2 separate regions of the Mus musculus genome follow, and region 2 is linked to region 1. The links are chromatin contacts, found by Hi-C or POLR2A ChIA-PET in ENCODE. All regions are on one chromosome and are shown on one strand. The core of a region is the stretch at or near the end of the contact, and the rest is flanking DNA. Distances in the headings are between cores, read along the strand shown.

Region 1 (6,536 bases), core at 1,781-4,280:
TGCTGGAGCCCATGTTCCTTCCAAAGCTTGAAAGGCATACAGAATACTTACCTACAAGGAAGCCACAGCCCAAGCCAGAGTATGGCTGGTTGAAGGAGCAGGAAGAAAGACACCCTCTCAGTCCTTGCCACCTGCACAGAGTTCCTATGTGGTCACTCTGCGTGCATGACAACCTAGAGAGAGTAGGGAGAGCAAGGTTTAGCTGGAGCCATCTTCTCCAGACCTGGCCAGTATTCGCACATGGTGTCCTCCGCCTGCCTCTCATGGACCTTCCTGACATATTCTGGAGGAACCTGAGACCACAACAGGGAAGTCATCTGCCAGGGCCACCCAGTCAGAAAGCAAGAGAGGCAAACCCCATGGGAGAGGCTTCACGGAGGCTGCCATGGCCCAGGCTTCCCCTTTTGTCACTGAGCTAAGAGGGCGTTTCCTCATCCAGACAGACTCACTCCCATCCGTACCTTAGTTCCCACTATGCCAGGGAGGCCTGGACTCCTCACAGAGCTCTGGCTGGCCCCAGGACTGCTGAGCTTGCAGTGAGCAGGGCAGGAAGAAGAAGCAAGTCAGCATCTTTTCTCAGAAAGCCCAGACTCTCAGCCCTAATGTGACCAGCTCCTCGAGCTGGGGTAAGGGTGCCTCTGGTCACTGCCTGGTCAGCTCATTGTGGCAGCTCTAGGGTGGGACATAGGATAGCTGGAAGGTTCTTCCCTGGTCTTAGTGGCTGGTGTGGATGACATCTGCACAGCCAATTTGGGGAGCAATTACCTGGCACCCCAATTCATACAGTCTAGGTAAGATCTGCACCCTAAGAAGTCTTGTTTATCAGCCACACACATCCTATTGGCCTCCCAACACCTCTTCTGGTAGATCTGGAGTGGTCCAATTCATCACACATGCATACACTGTCATTCCTCATAACATCTAATACCCAGGCTGGGTAGGGAAACACTGTTCCCATTTTACAGGTAGGGTTGAGTGGCTTCAGGCAAGCGAGTCAGCCTGGCTGACCCTGTCTATGAACTGGGGCTAATTAACATCCTTCTGAGCCAAACATAAAGCTATGAGCCTCCCATCTGACCCAGTGAGAGTGATGGCTTAAAGATGAGACCCCAGTATCTTGACCACTGTGGAGCCTCTCCACACCAGTGGAACCAGATGAACGGGGACCCTGGGTTCATGCAGCTCTCCCAGTCTCTGCAAAGACTCCTGATACCAAAGCTTGGGTCTAGGACCTCATAGATGCTAGTTAAATGGTCTAATGCTGAGTTGTATCCCCCACTAGTATGAAGGATTCTGACTCTCATGGTGCATGTCCTTAAAGGCTGGTCGGGGAGACAATCTCCTACAACGCCCATTTCCCCTCCAACTCCAAGGAAAGCCAGGCAGGTGCTCCCCACCAAAGCAGATGCAGGTTCCATTCTGATACTGGATCAAGTTCAAAATCACAGAGGCAAGGTCCTAAGGACCCCAAGAATGACCCTCCTAACCTCATCTCCTGCCCCAGGTCCTCAGAGTCCCAGGCACCTGCACAGCCTCTCTCTTCCTCTAGGGAATCCTTCTCTATCACAAATGCCTAGTAGAGATACCCTGACCCATTTCTAACTTGCCTATCCAAGGGACATTGCCGCCACCGCCTCCAGTCCCCTGGAACACAATCCTGGAGAAGAGGCAACACTGTCCCTGTTAACCAGTGTTCTTCAAGCAAGTCTCTCTCCCCTCTCCCCTGTCTGTATCCTTCCCAGTCTCGTGGGTCTGGATGCACCAGCTGTACAACAAAAGGCTCGGAAAATGTAAAGGAGAGGGAGAGGGAGAGGGAAGGAAGCATGATGAAGAGAAAAAAAAAAAAGGAGGAAAGAAACAGAACAAGAAAAAAGAGGGGAGGCGGGAGCGGGAAGCGTATGCAAGGAAACTTGTAAATTGAGCGGGCCCAGGGCTGAGATGTCGCTCTGGGCAAGTGTTGGAGTTTCAGCATTCTGATGTATACAATGAAGGAAATCCTAAAAGGCACTTACTTACCTCCTAAACTGCATGCAGACTACAATAAAACCCAGGCCAAACCTCCATATCCCACGCTAGTCAAGTGCTCTACCACTGAGCTACATACATTCCCCACTAGGGGATTGGCTTTCGCGGCTCATGTCCGTAAAGGCTGGCCAGGAGACAGTATCTCCTGCCACATCCAGCTCTTCCCCAATTCCAAGCAAAGCCAGGAAGGTGCTTCCCACCAAAGCCTATCTGGCACAGTCAACAGTAATATTCTGTTCTTGCTGTAGCCCCCTGGACCACATTGTAGCATGGAGTACACACGAAGTGAACCTGAAACTACACACTTCTTTCTTTCTTTTTTGGGCAGGTGGGAACGGGAGCAGTTTGAGACAGGGTTTCTCTGTGTAGCCCCTGGCTGCCTTGAAATTAGCTCTGTAGACCAGGGTAGCCTCGAACTCAGATATCCGCCTGCCTTTACCTCACATTTCTAACCAGCCCTCTGTGGAATCCTGCGGTGAGCTTGGCGAGGAATGGGACATTCTGGGTTCCCTACCTGCAGAGCTACGGAGAATGTGTCAGGGGAGCGCAATGGCTCCGGGATCCTACCCATTCCTGGCCTCCAAACCAAGGCTCTAACTCCTTCCGGTGACTCTGCGGGTTCGGAGGGATAATGATAGGGCAGCGGCTGGGGCAAGCGCCGCGAGGCCCCCACCCAGAGCAGGGAAAACAAGGCCGCCCAGTCCAGGGAAGCCGAGAGGCCGGAAGGCAAGGACCTGCAGGTAAGAAGTGGGGCCGTCCCGGATCCCTGGCCAGGTTGGGCAGAGACCCACGATCCCGCTCCCCAGGAGGGGACCAGCGCCGGGGACCGTGCAGAGCTGGAGGAGGGTGTAGAAAAGACTTAGCTGGGCGCGTCTGGAGTCCCGACCCCCCAGCCCGGGACAGCCGCCAGCCCCCTTCATCCTCACCAGTTCAAGATCCACAGCCGGTGTCAGCTTCAGGATCCGAGCCCGCCGGGATCAGCTGACCTCCGCGAAGTCCCGCCCCCCGCCGTGGGCGGAGCCTGAAGCTTCGAGTGCGCAGGCGCAGTCTCCATGCTGCGTGCAGCGTCCAGAGCCGTGGGCCGCGCTGCTGTTCGCTCCGCGCAGCGCTCCGGGACTTCGGTCGGGCGTCCTCTCGCCATGTCCCGGCCTCCGCCACCCCGCGCCGCCTCTGGCGCCCCTCTCCGGCCCGCTACGGTGCTGGGCACCATGGAGATGGGGCGTCGCATGGATGCGAGTGCTAGCGCCGCTTCGGTCCGCGCCTTCCTGGAGCGCGGCCACAGCGAGCTGGACACGGCCTTCATGTACTGCGACGGCCAGTCCGAGAACATCCTGGGCGGCCTGGGGCTCGGGCTGGGCAGCGGCGACTGCACAGGTAACCGCTGCACCCGGCCTCCCCCGCCCCCCGCACCGAGTAGAGCTGAGCCGGTGCCCGCAACCGGCGTGCACCAGCCAGGATCTGCATCCAGGAGCTTCGGAAGCTCCGGATCCACAGCTGGGTCTACCCCAAGCTCCCAAGGCAACTGGAGTCCTGAACTAGTGAACTGAACTTTGTCCCGCCTCTCCTTAGAAACTTCTAGTTGCAGCTACCGAGGCGGGTGCGAGGAAGCTTCCTACGCTAATGTTTAGCCTACTCTGGGCGCTTTGCTTCCTACCGCAATCCCTGCCTCCCGGCCAACCGTTGTCCATAGCCGCCCCCCCACCCCCGACACGCCCCCCATCCCCACCAGGCTTTTTGTTCGTGCCTACCCCTCTTGCCCTCACCACCTCTGCGCTCCTGGAGAATGCTTATCATTCCGGTCTTTTGTCCGGACTAGACTTTGTCCCGTGCAGTCGACAGCACCTGTGGATCTCAAGGAGACCTGTGGCAACAATGCCTAGGGCCCAGCTGGGGGCAGGGGCGGAAAGGTGGCGTCGGGAGAGGGCATTTCGGCCTTTGTGCCCATTCTCTGTGCCAGGTCTTACAATGGCAAACTCTGTAGCTCTGTAGGCTACCGTGGGAGAAGTGATTTCTCCACGGAGAGTTAAAGGTCCAACGAGGAAGACTGTAGCCGCGATTGCTGAGGAGTGCAGGAAAGAGTAGCTTGTCGGGAAGAGCAGTAGGCAGAGCCCATAGAGAACTGGGGATGGGCCCTACAGTGTAAGTAGGGTGCACCGGAGACTGCAATCCTAGCTATTGGAATATGGAGTTTGAGAGTTGCAAAGTACGTGTGTGATCAGTGACGCGTGTCCCGCGTTGGAAGGGGAGGGGAACCGCCCTTCATTTGCTTGAAGCTATTGGAGTCTCAGGAGGGTGCCTGATACGTAAAGAGGCCTCACTTTTACCTGTTCTGAGGTTCTTCCTCCCGGTTCCTGTACAGTGGGCTCCATAGACTCACATGGGGTAAAGCTCACTTAAGTGAGTGGATCTCTCAAGCCGAATGCTGTAGAGTTCACCTGGATGACATACATTACTGATAATGAACATTTCAGTTTTCTCCCCCAACCCCCCCTTCTTTAGCCCATTTCTGCTTCTGAAGACTCAATGGGCCAAAGTCCTCAGGCAAAAGGTTACAGAAAGAATGCCTTGGGGCTGGGGCGGGTGTTGTAGTAAGGAGATGCTGTGGTCTTCTAGCCTTTATCCTGTGGGATCAGAGGGCTCCCCTTGTTCTTGCCAGAATCCATCCATCCTTCCGCCGTCGTCCATCAGTCCAGGTAGTTGGTTCCATATCTGGGAAGAAACAGTGCAGAGCACTGAGGAGCAGCTACAGTACGCTTGCATTACAGGCTTCTGAGGGTCTGAAAGGGATTTGTGTTAAGATTGATGGCTTTCAAGGAACACATTCAGGCCCCCGTGTCTCTTCCCTAACTTTTTTTTTTTTTACCTGCATGTATGTGTGAGCCCACAGAGGGTACTGGATACCCTGGGACTGTATTTATACATGATTGTAAACCAACATGTGTGGTTCTGAGAACCTCTGAATACTTCGTGAGAACAGTAAGTTCTCTAAACCACTGAGCCATCTCCCCAGCCCCTCTTGCCTAAATTCTTAGTCTTTAAGGATCTCCATGCTTTCAGGCCTGGCCCTTTGAGTTCCATCTCCAGTCTTTATTTCTTATTTAATGTATGAGTGCTCTTCTGCGTGTACACCCACATGCCAGGAGAGGGCGCCAGATCTCATTATAGATGATTGTGAGCCACCATGTAGTTGCTGGGAATTGAACTCAGGACCTCTGGAAGAGCGAGCAGTCAGTGCTCTGAACTGCTGAACCATCTCTCCAGCCCCTATGTACATTCTGTGGTGAGAAGGAGCCAATTAATGGGCCCACAGCATCCTGACAATACCTAGGAACATCAAGTCCAAGGTCTAAAGGATGTTTGATTCTGCACAATCATGTCTCAAGTCCCATATTGCCCACCCTGCAATATACGATCTGTATGGCAAGCACCTTTATCTACCTACTGAGACAACTTACCAGCCAACATGTCTTCTTTTAATGTCTATTTAGGTACTTTCTCTTTAAAAAAAAAAGTTAAAACTTTTAAAGATTTTTTTTTTAAATTATATGTGGACAAGTGTTTTCCCTGCATGTGTGGGTGTGTACCATGTGTGTGCCTTGTATCCAAAGAGGGGGCTAAAGTGATGGATGATTCTAAACTGCCATGTGGGTGCTGGGAACCCAGCCTAGGCCCTCTGCAGGAACAAGTGCTCTTAGCTGCCAAGCCAACTCTACTGCCCCTAGTTTGTACTCTTAATTAAAAATTATTTTTTAAGAATCCCTCAGTTCACAGATAGCATGCAAAAATGAGAAAGATTTTAAAACTCCCTAGAATTTTAAGATTCCTTTATATATGTATTTTATGTACGTGTGTGCTCTCTATCTGCATGTATGTCGGTGGAAGAGGGCATCGGATTCCACTGCAGATGGTTGTGAGCCACCATGTGGTTGCTGGGAAATGAACTCAGGACTTCTGGGAGAGAAGCCAGTACTTTTAACCGCTGGGCCATCTCTCCAACCCTCTACCTGGAATTTAAAAAAGAAAAAAAAAAAAAAGGAAAGAAAGAAAGAAAGAAATGTAGCCCCTGTGCCTCCCATATGGGGACAGTTCCATTCTTGTCACCTCATCTTACAAATTAGGAAATGGGAGCTAAGTTAAGTAATCTAGCCAGGAACAGTCACATTTGCATGTCCAGTGAATAATTCTTATAAATCCTTTTTTTTCTCTTTTGTGTGTGTTTGTTTCTGAGACAGGGTTGGTTTCTCTGTGTAGCCCTGGCTGTCTTGGAACTCACCACGTAGACCAAGCTGGCCTCGAACTCAGAGATCTGCCTGGCTCTGCCTCCCGAGTGCTAGGATTAAGGATGTGGGCAACCATGCCCAGCCTTCCAATAAATCTTAATCTTTATAATCTTGCTCCAAGTGAAAATCGCCACCAAGGCCAACCCCTGGGAAGGGAAGTCACTGAAGCCTGACAGCATCCGGTCCCAGTTAGAGACGTCTCTGAAGCGGCTGCAGTGTCCCCGGGTGGAT
Region 2 (6,536 bases), core at 2,873-5,372, 42 kb after region 1:
TGTATACTTGGTGAACCACCTAAGTCAGGGAAGGGTGAGGGTAAAGTTCCTGAAAACACCACCATGCAGCCGAAGTCCAGCCATAATGGCTGTGGACTGGCAGGCAGAGGGGAGGACCACAGCAGAGAGGATAACAGAAGCCTGATTACAGACGCAGTCTCAGTAAGAGGCTTGCATCCTTTCAGCTTTCCGTGACGCCCAGCCTTTCCCTCGCTCAGAGACACTCACTCATTCACCTCCTCCTTCGTGCGGTTGGTAAACAGCAGCCCAACTTCACCTCTCAACTTCTTGCTGACCTGAAAAGCACAAGTGAACGCCACTGCTTCTTCAGTAAGGGCACCTGGTATCATCTACGAACATTTCTAGTTGGTAGAACTCCTAGTAAGTAGGGCAGCCTAGTAAGTAGGGGTCATAGCCCCATGGGTCTGGAGATTAAGAACAGAGTTAAGCCAAGCTTGGCCCTCCTGAACCATAGGCCAGTCACAAAGTTGAAAAGAGCAGGAGAGACGGCAGCTGAGCTCCAGCCTCAAATAGTGAGGGCCAGTGACCTACCTGATGTAGGTTGTCTTTGTATTCATCAGATGGGCTTCGACCCAAGGCCACCATCATCACCTTGTTTTTGCCAAAGAACATCCTACCACAAAGAAGAGGGTGTGAGCCAATGCCCAGAACCAGGCGACAGGAGGTGTGGCCAGAGCCCCTGTTCTCCATGCAACCCACCCATGTGTCCCCAGGATTCCTGTTTAGATTTTCTTATTCACAGGATCGGATCTTGCCAACAGTTTGAGACAGCTCACTTCGAGCCTCAAAAATCACCTATCCATGTCTGCTGTGAGCAGAAGCATGGTCAACAGGCCTTACTGGAGCTGGGGCAGCATACAGTGACCCCAGAGCCACCTGCACAAGTTGTGTAACCCGTCAGCTCCTGGAGCCTGCTTTGGGGTCAGATGCACACGATGACACTTCTATTAGAGTGTGCCAGACCAGGGACCACTTCCTTGAAATACCCCCAGTGACCAACAAATCCCATCCCCAGCTCAGGGAAAGCCCAACTCTGACAGAGACCGTGCTCTTCAGCAGGCGAGCTGCGGCCTTGAAGGGTCAATCTGCTCCTGGGCTCTGATGAGAGCGGTTCTCGCCTCTTCCCACTGCACGCTCACCGGCTGTGTTTCCAGGCGTTCCGGATGTCTTTCAGCTTGCTGTTCCTCATGTTGGCCACAGAGAAGATGAAAAGGTACTTGTAGGTGTCCACACATTTCCGAAGCTGTGGGACAATTCATGAGGCTCTGGAGTTGAGGGACAGCACAGGCTGGGCAACTCTGGCCTCACACGAGAGAAGTGGCAATAGGCCTTTAATCTTCCACGGGTGTGACTGACACCAGGGTCATCTACCACTGAGGGTGAGCAGGGACCCACACTCTATGGTCCTTCCATGACCAATGTGGAACAATCACCCTGTTTTCCTCTGTTCACTTAGTTGATCTAGAAACATCTACCCACCCTGGGAAGGCCCCTGCTAAATCAAAATACAAGGAGCCCCACCTTATCAACAAGGAGAGACATGTCGCCCTCACTGCCCTGGCCAGGCTCCTGAAGGAAGCCTCTCTATGGTAAATAAAGCTCCATTTCCAAAGAATAGGGAATTTGTGCCCGGGGAGACTGCACTTATCTGACCCAGAACCAGCAGGTCAGCTAGAGATAGCTGGCCACAGTCACCACCTGGTGACCTCCAGCCTTCTAACATTGGGCAGCATTACAAACTCACTAATAAGCTTTAATTACCCCTGAGCACAAAACAGCAATAGCATCACCTGGTCCTAGGTCATAGGGATGCTGTGGGGAGGTATGGGAACAATTCTACTAACCAAAGATCGATCGATCTATCTAGACAGACAGACAGACAGACAGACACACACACACACACACACACACACACACACACACACACACACACACACACACAGGAACAAGCAAGCACTTACCTCTTCTATCAGGTTCTGCTTCAGTTCCAAGCCTTTCTTGGCAGTTTTTGTTAAAGAAACTAAAAACCAAGAAAAAGAGATGGTGGCAACTGTGAGTGTGGATGCTCTGGAGACTAATTCTGCTTCCCTCTTTGGAGGCTTGGCTAAACTAAGCCAGTGTGACAGAGGCAGCAATGGACAGTCATTCCTGGCATTCAAGGCTGACAGAGCGTTTGCTTTCCTAGCAATCTTGGACCCTAAGATCCCTAAATACATCCCCTGCCATAAACAAAGTGCCCTTAGTTCCTTGGGCCGACTGTTGCATTTATTGCAGTATTACCATACTCAATATTCCTGCGGATAGAGCGCTGTCTGTGGGATTCCCAACCTGCTGGCCAAGGTGGGGCTATGGAATGACAGGGACCAACTCTTCCTTTTGTAAAAACCACAATCTTGCTACAAAGCTGTTTAGGCTGGCCTTAAACTCAAGATACAGTTCCTTACTTCTGTCTCCTAAGTGGAGGGATTCCAGGCATGTACCACGTCATCCTGTTGGGACCTTATCTTTCCTATTCTGTTATATACCTACACTTCATTTTTGTAATCTGAACCCAAGACTACAGCAACGCTGGGGAGAGGGCAGATGGGGGACACAACCTCTACTGAAAAGTGACCCAGGCTCTATCTGTCCTACTCCCAAGAGTTCCCGGCCTTTGCTTACATCTGTCCAGGGCTCCTTCCAGACCCTAACGACTCTATAAGAACTTACTAAAACATCAGCTATAATGCCCTGGGTGTCCCCAGGAGCCGATATGGCCCATTCATCTACCCTGCCTGCCACTCACAGTCCCTCTTTACAAGGCACACAGTCACACCCAGCCAGTCATTCCCGGACTCTCCACCGCTAGGATTCTGGTGCGACTTAGCATGCTGCAGGTGGTTGCTGGCCTTGCTGCCTTCATATTCTCTGTGCTATCAAGGGACCCTTTCAAAGCAAAGCCACACCAAAGGCTGGGTCTTTTCCTCTAAGCCCACTTTGTTCACTATGGCCACACTGGCTGTCCCACAATATGTTAATCACACCACAGACCCCTTTCATTTTGTGTTCCCTCTATTCCAAACGACCTTCTCTAACCGCTGAGAGTTTTCCTGACAACATTATGCAAAACACTATCACTCCCACCTGCTCCATACTCCACTTGGACTACCTGACACATTATACTGACTTGACAGGGGTATAGGAGACAGACAGACAGACACACACCCCTAACTAAGGTGGTGAGTCTGATGAAGCCGGACCCTTTTTGTTCAACTGTCTTGTCTTCTAACACCCACAAAAGCGCCAGCCCGCTAGCTTGATGTAGTGGCTCAGTATGGAATCCTAGTATTTGGGGCCAAGGCAGACAGTTGGAAGAGTTCAAGGCCCCAGCAATAAATAGACAAACAAAACATGCAGTAGTCGAAACTGTAAAACCCCTATTTTCTTGAGATAATGAGACCGTCCTAAGCAAATCTGAGCTACATCGTCAAGATCCTCTCTCAAACACACACGGTCGCTCGCACATGCCAGGGGATGTAGACCAGTGCTATGTGGGTAGTGTTTGCCTAACAAGAGCGTACTTGGTTTAGTGATGCTGCCTGTAATTCCAGCAATCGGGAGGTAGAAGCAGCAAGGTTAGTTGTGTAAGACTATCCTGGTTGGCAAGTTCGAGGAGAGCCTGGGCTATGCGACTGCTGTCGGCCCGGACCAGTTTCCAGCTCTCTCGCTATCTCGGCCGGCCGAGCCTCTCGGAGAGGCCCCGGCGTCTCACCCGCGTCCCCCTCGCCCCCTTGACGCAGGCCCCCCGAACCTACCTTTCTTGTCTCGCTTGGATTTGGGCATCGCGGCAAAGGCACGTGCGGCGGAAGACTGGGCGGCCGGTTAGGACCCGGCTGCCGCGGGGGCTTATGGGACGGCGCTCGGGGCTGCCCCTCGCGTGTGCCTGAACTGTGGCGAGCCCTCTCTTCCCCGCCTGCGCTCCGCCCAGTGTCCTGAAGGCCACTTCTCTGCCCAGGTCCCGGGTCCCTCCAGTCCCGGCGGCTTCCGAGTCCCGAGCACTCCACCAAGTCCCTCGCGAACCGGTTCCTCTCTATGGCTCTGCGGAGGGAGGGGCTTGAGGCCCGGTGCATGCCGGGCTGGCGGCAGGCGGTGCTTGGGCTTCAATCATGGCGGTCGCGGTGGCGTCTGGGTTCTGGATCTGGGCTGCTGTGCTGCTCGTCCCTGCGGCCGCGGTCTACGAAGACCAAGTGGGCAAGTTTGACTGGTGCGTACAGGTGACGCTTCTCCAGGACGTCGGTGTTTGCTTCCTCAGCATCTGTCTCCCTCCTGCTAATCTGAAGGAGATTTGCTATGGAGCCGAACCCAGACTATAACTTAACGGGGGTGCGGGAGGGTGCTTTCAGGGAGAAGTGAATGAATGAATGAATGCTGCACCCTGTGCAGAATGACAATGTGAGAGTCTCCTCTTCAGATATGAAGAGTCGTAAGATGTCAACCCAAGAGCTTTATGTTAAGCATGGAGGGAGCTCTTTAAGCCGCCCTGTGTGTGACGGTGCAGATTGCTCCGCAGTGAAGGCAGGCTTTAAGGGTTTTGGTCAGAGGTCACTAGTTCCCTCCTTTCCTGTCATGTCCGATTTTGTGGCTGTCAGGTTTGTGATCTTCTGGGTCCCAGGTCACTAGCCCCAGTGAACTTTAAGCCTGAAACTAGCTGGTGTCACTTAGTCCACTTGTCTCACAAGTTCTAAAGTGAGCCTTTTCCTCTGAGGGACTCTCTGGGTGCAGTGTGGCCTCTCCCTCTCCAAACTGACATTCGTTCGCTCACCCCTTCCTTCTGACTGTGCTTATTTCAGATTGAATAAGCATTTGGCTACTTATCAGTTGTATGCTTCTGGGGAAATTGACAGACAACTAACACACACACACACACACACACATACATATGTATTTTTTTTAAAGGTGTTCATTTTGGGTCCTGGTCCCAACAATCATTAGCCTATCTGGACTTTGGTGGCTCACAGCCATCTGTAATGGGATCTGATGCCCTTTTCTGGTGTGTCTGAAGACAGTGACAGTGTACTCACATACATAAAATAAATAAATAAATCTTAAAACAAAACCAAACCCCAAAGCCGGGCGTGGTGGCGCACGCCTTTAATCCCAGCACTCGGGAGGCAGAGGCAGGTGGATTTCTGAGTTCGAGGCCAGCTTGGTCTACAAAGTGAGTGCCAGGACAGCCAGGGCTACACACAGAGAAACCCTGTCTCGAAAAACCAAAAAAAAAAAATCAAACCCCAGAAGCTCCTTTAAAACAAACTAGGCTAAATAACACAGTGGTCTAAATGAGAGATGTCATCTAAATGCCAGGCTCAATCAGTGTGCCTCAGACAGCAGCATTTCCCCATTGCAACAGTGTGCAAGCCGTGCCCCTGGAAGTCTGTTGCCGCTAAAAATTAATTAGGCCGAGGACTCTGGGGTGTTGCCTGAGTAGGTAGGTGTTACATTTAGCTGGCAGACTGGTATTGTCTCCCATGTATATGGTGGCAGTTCTCTCCTGCCTTCTTTTGCTTCTGAGTACGTTGCACAGAACTCTTGCGTATGCTCGGAGCTCTTCATTAGCACGCACTTCTTGCGTGTGCTGAGGGAGATGTGCTGGTGTGAGGCAGCAGTTTGTCTTCGTGCCCTGACGTTCCCCTGCACTGGTCCTCAGGAGACAGCAGTATGTTGGGAAGATCAAGTTTGCCTCCTTGGAGTTTTCCCCTGGATCCAAGAAGTTGGTTGTGGCCACAGAGAAGAATGTGATTGCGGCGTTAAATTCTCGGACTGGAGAGATCTGTGAGTGAACTGCGGAGACCAGAGGCTTCTGGGAAGGAAGCTGACTGGGTGCATCTGAGCGACCCGTGGCTTGCCTTCTTTTTATGTTCTCTAGTCTTGTTGTCTTTCACTGGGTAAATTTGTCGCACTGCCTTTGTAATTCCTTCCCTCTGTCCTGAAGGCCTTTAAGATAGCACTGCAAGCCGGGCGTGGTGGCACACGCCTTTAATCCCAGCACTCGGGAGGCAGAGGCAGGTGGATTTCTGAGTTCGAGGCCAGTCTGGTCTACAGAGTGAGTTCCAGGACAGCCAGGGCTACACAGAGAAAGCCTGTCTCGAAAAAAACAAAAAACAAACAAACAAACAAAGATAGCACTGCAGAAGCTACATTCTATCCTGTTTTGCAGTGAAGCCTTAGCCGACTACCCTTGAATTATCCCTGCTGCTGGGATTGTTTGTTAGATAATGCTGTGCAAATGAAGGCCTCAGCCCCTTCCTGGTCACAGTGGCTCTGGCTCGAAGCAATGTCTGACTTTCTTATCTCTCAGTGTGGCGCCATGTTGACAAAGGCACAGCAGAAGGAGCTGTGGATGCCATGCTGGTCCATGGACAAGGTAAGCAAAAGGTCTCCATTGTAGGCTCAGCCCCGACTCCCATTTCTGGGTTCTTTGCTTAGTGTGGGTCTGACGGGGAAGGGAGGAGAGGTACTTCTGACAGCGAAGGAAG

The links. A loop is a pair of places that touch in the nucleus more often than their neighbours do. ChIA-PET counts read pairs that join two places held with the same protein, here RNA polymerase II (POLR2A).
Region 2: a map of left cerebral cortex shows a loop between it and region 1 (5-fold over the local background). The contact joins the promoter of Mrto4 here to the promoter of Slc66a1 in region 1. A Hi-C loop is called at or near these places in 3 of 37 maps with a recorded cell type or tissue (heart and left cerebral cortex). POLR2A ChIA-PET finds 5 or more read pairs at or near these places in 4 of 5 experiments (Patski and embryonic stem cell).

What each region holds. Positions count from the first base shown.
Region 1 is chr4:139,307,678-139,314,213 of GRCm38, forward strand. It overlaps Slc66a1 (solute carrier family 66 member 1), which reads right to left and starts at 3,031. Exons shown (of 9, transcript NM_145384.3): 1 at 2,952-3,031; 2 at 52-173. It overlaps Akr7a5 (aldo-keto reductase family 7, member A5 (aflatoxin aldehyde reductase)), which reads left to right and starts at 3,067. Exons shown (of 7, transcript NM_025337.3): 1 at 3,067-3,399; 2 at 6,427-6,536. The coding sequence starts at 3,078.
Region 2 is chr4:139,348,454-139,354,989 of GRCm38, forward strand. Mrto4 (mRNA turnover 4, ribosome maturation factor) reads right to left here and starts at 4,123. Exons shown (of 8, transcript NM_001290810.1): 1 at 3,816-4,123; 2 at 1,983-2,041; 3 at 1,161-1,264; 4 at 553-634; 5 at 229-296; 6 at 1-19. The coding sequence starts at 3,843. Emc1 (ER membrane protein complex subunit 1) reads left to right here and starts at 4,134. Exons shown (of 24, transcript NM_146157.4): 1 at 4,134-4,264; 2 at 5,708-5,832; 3 at 6,359-6,424. The coding sequence starts at 4,167.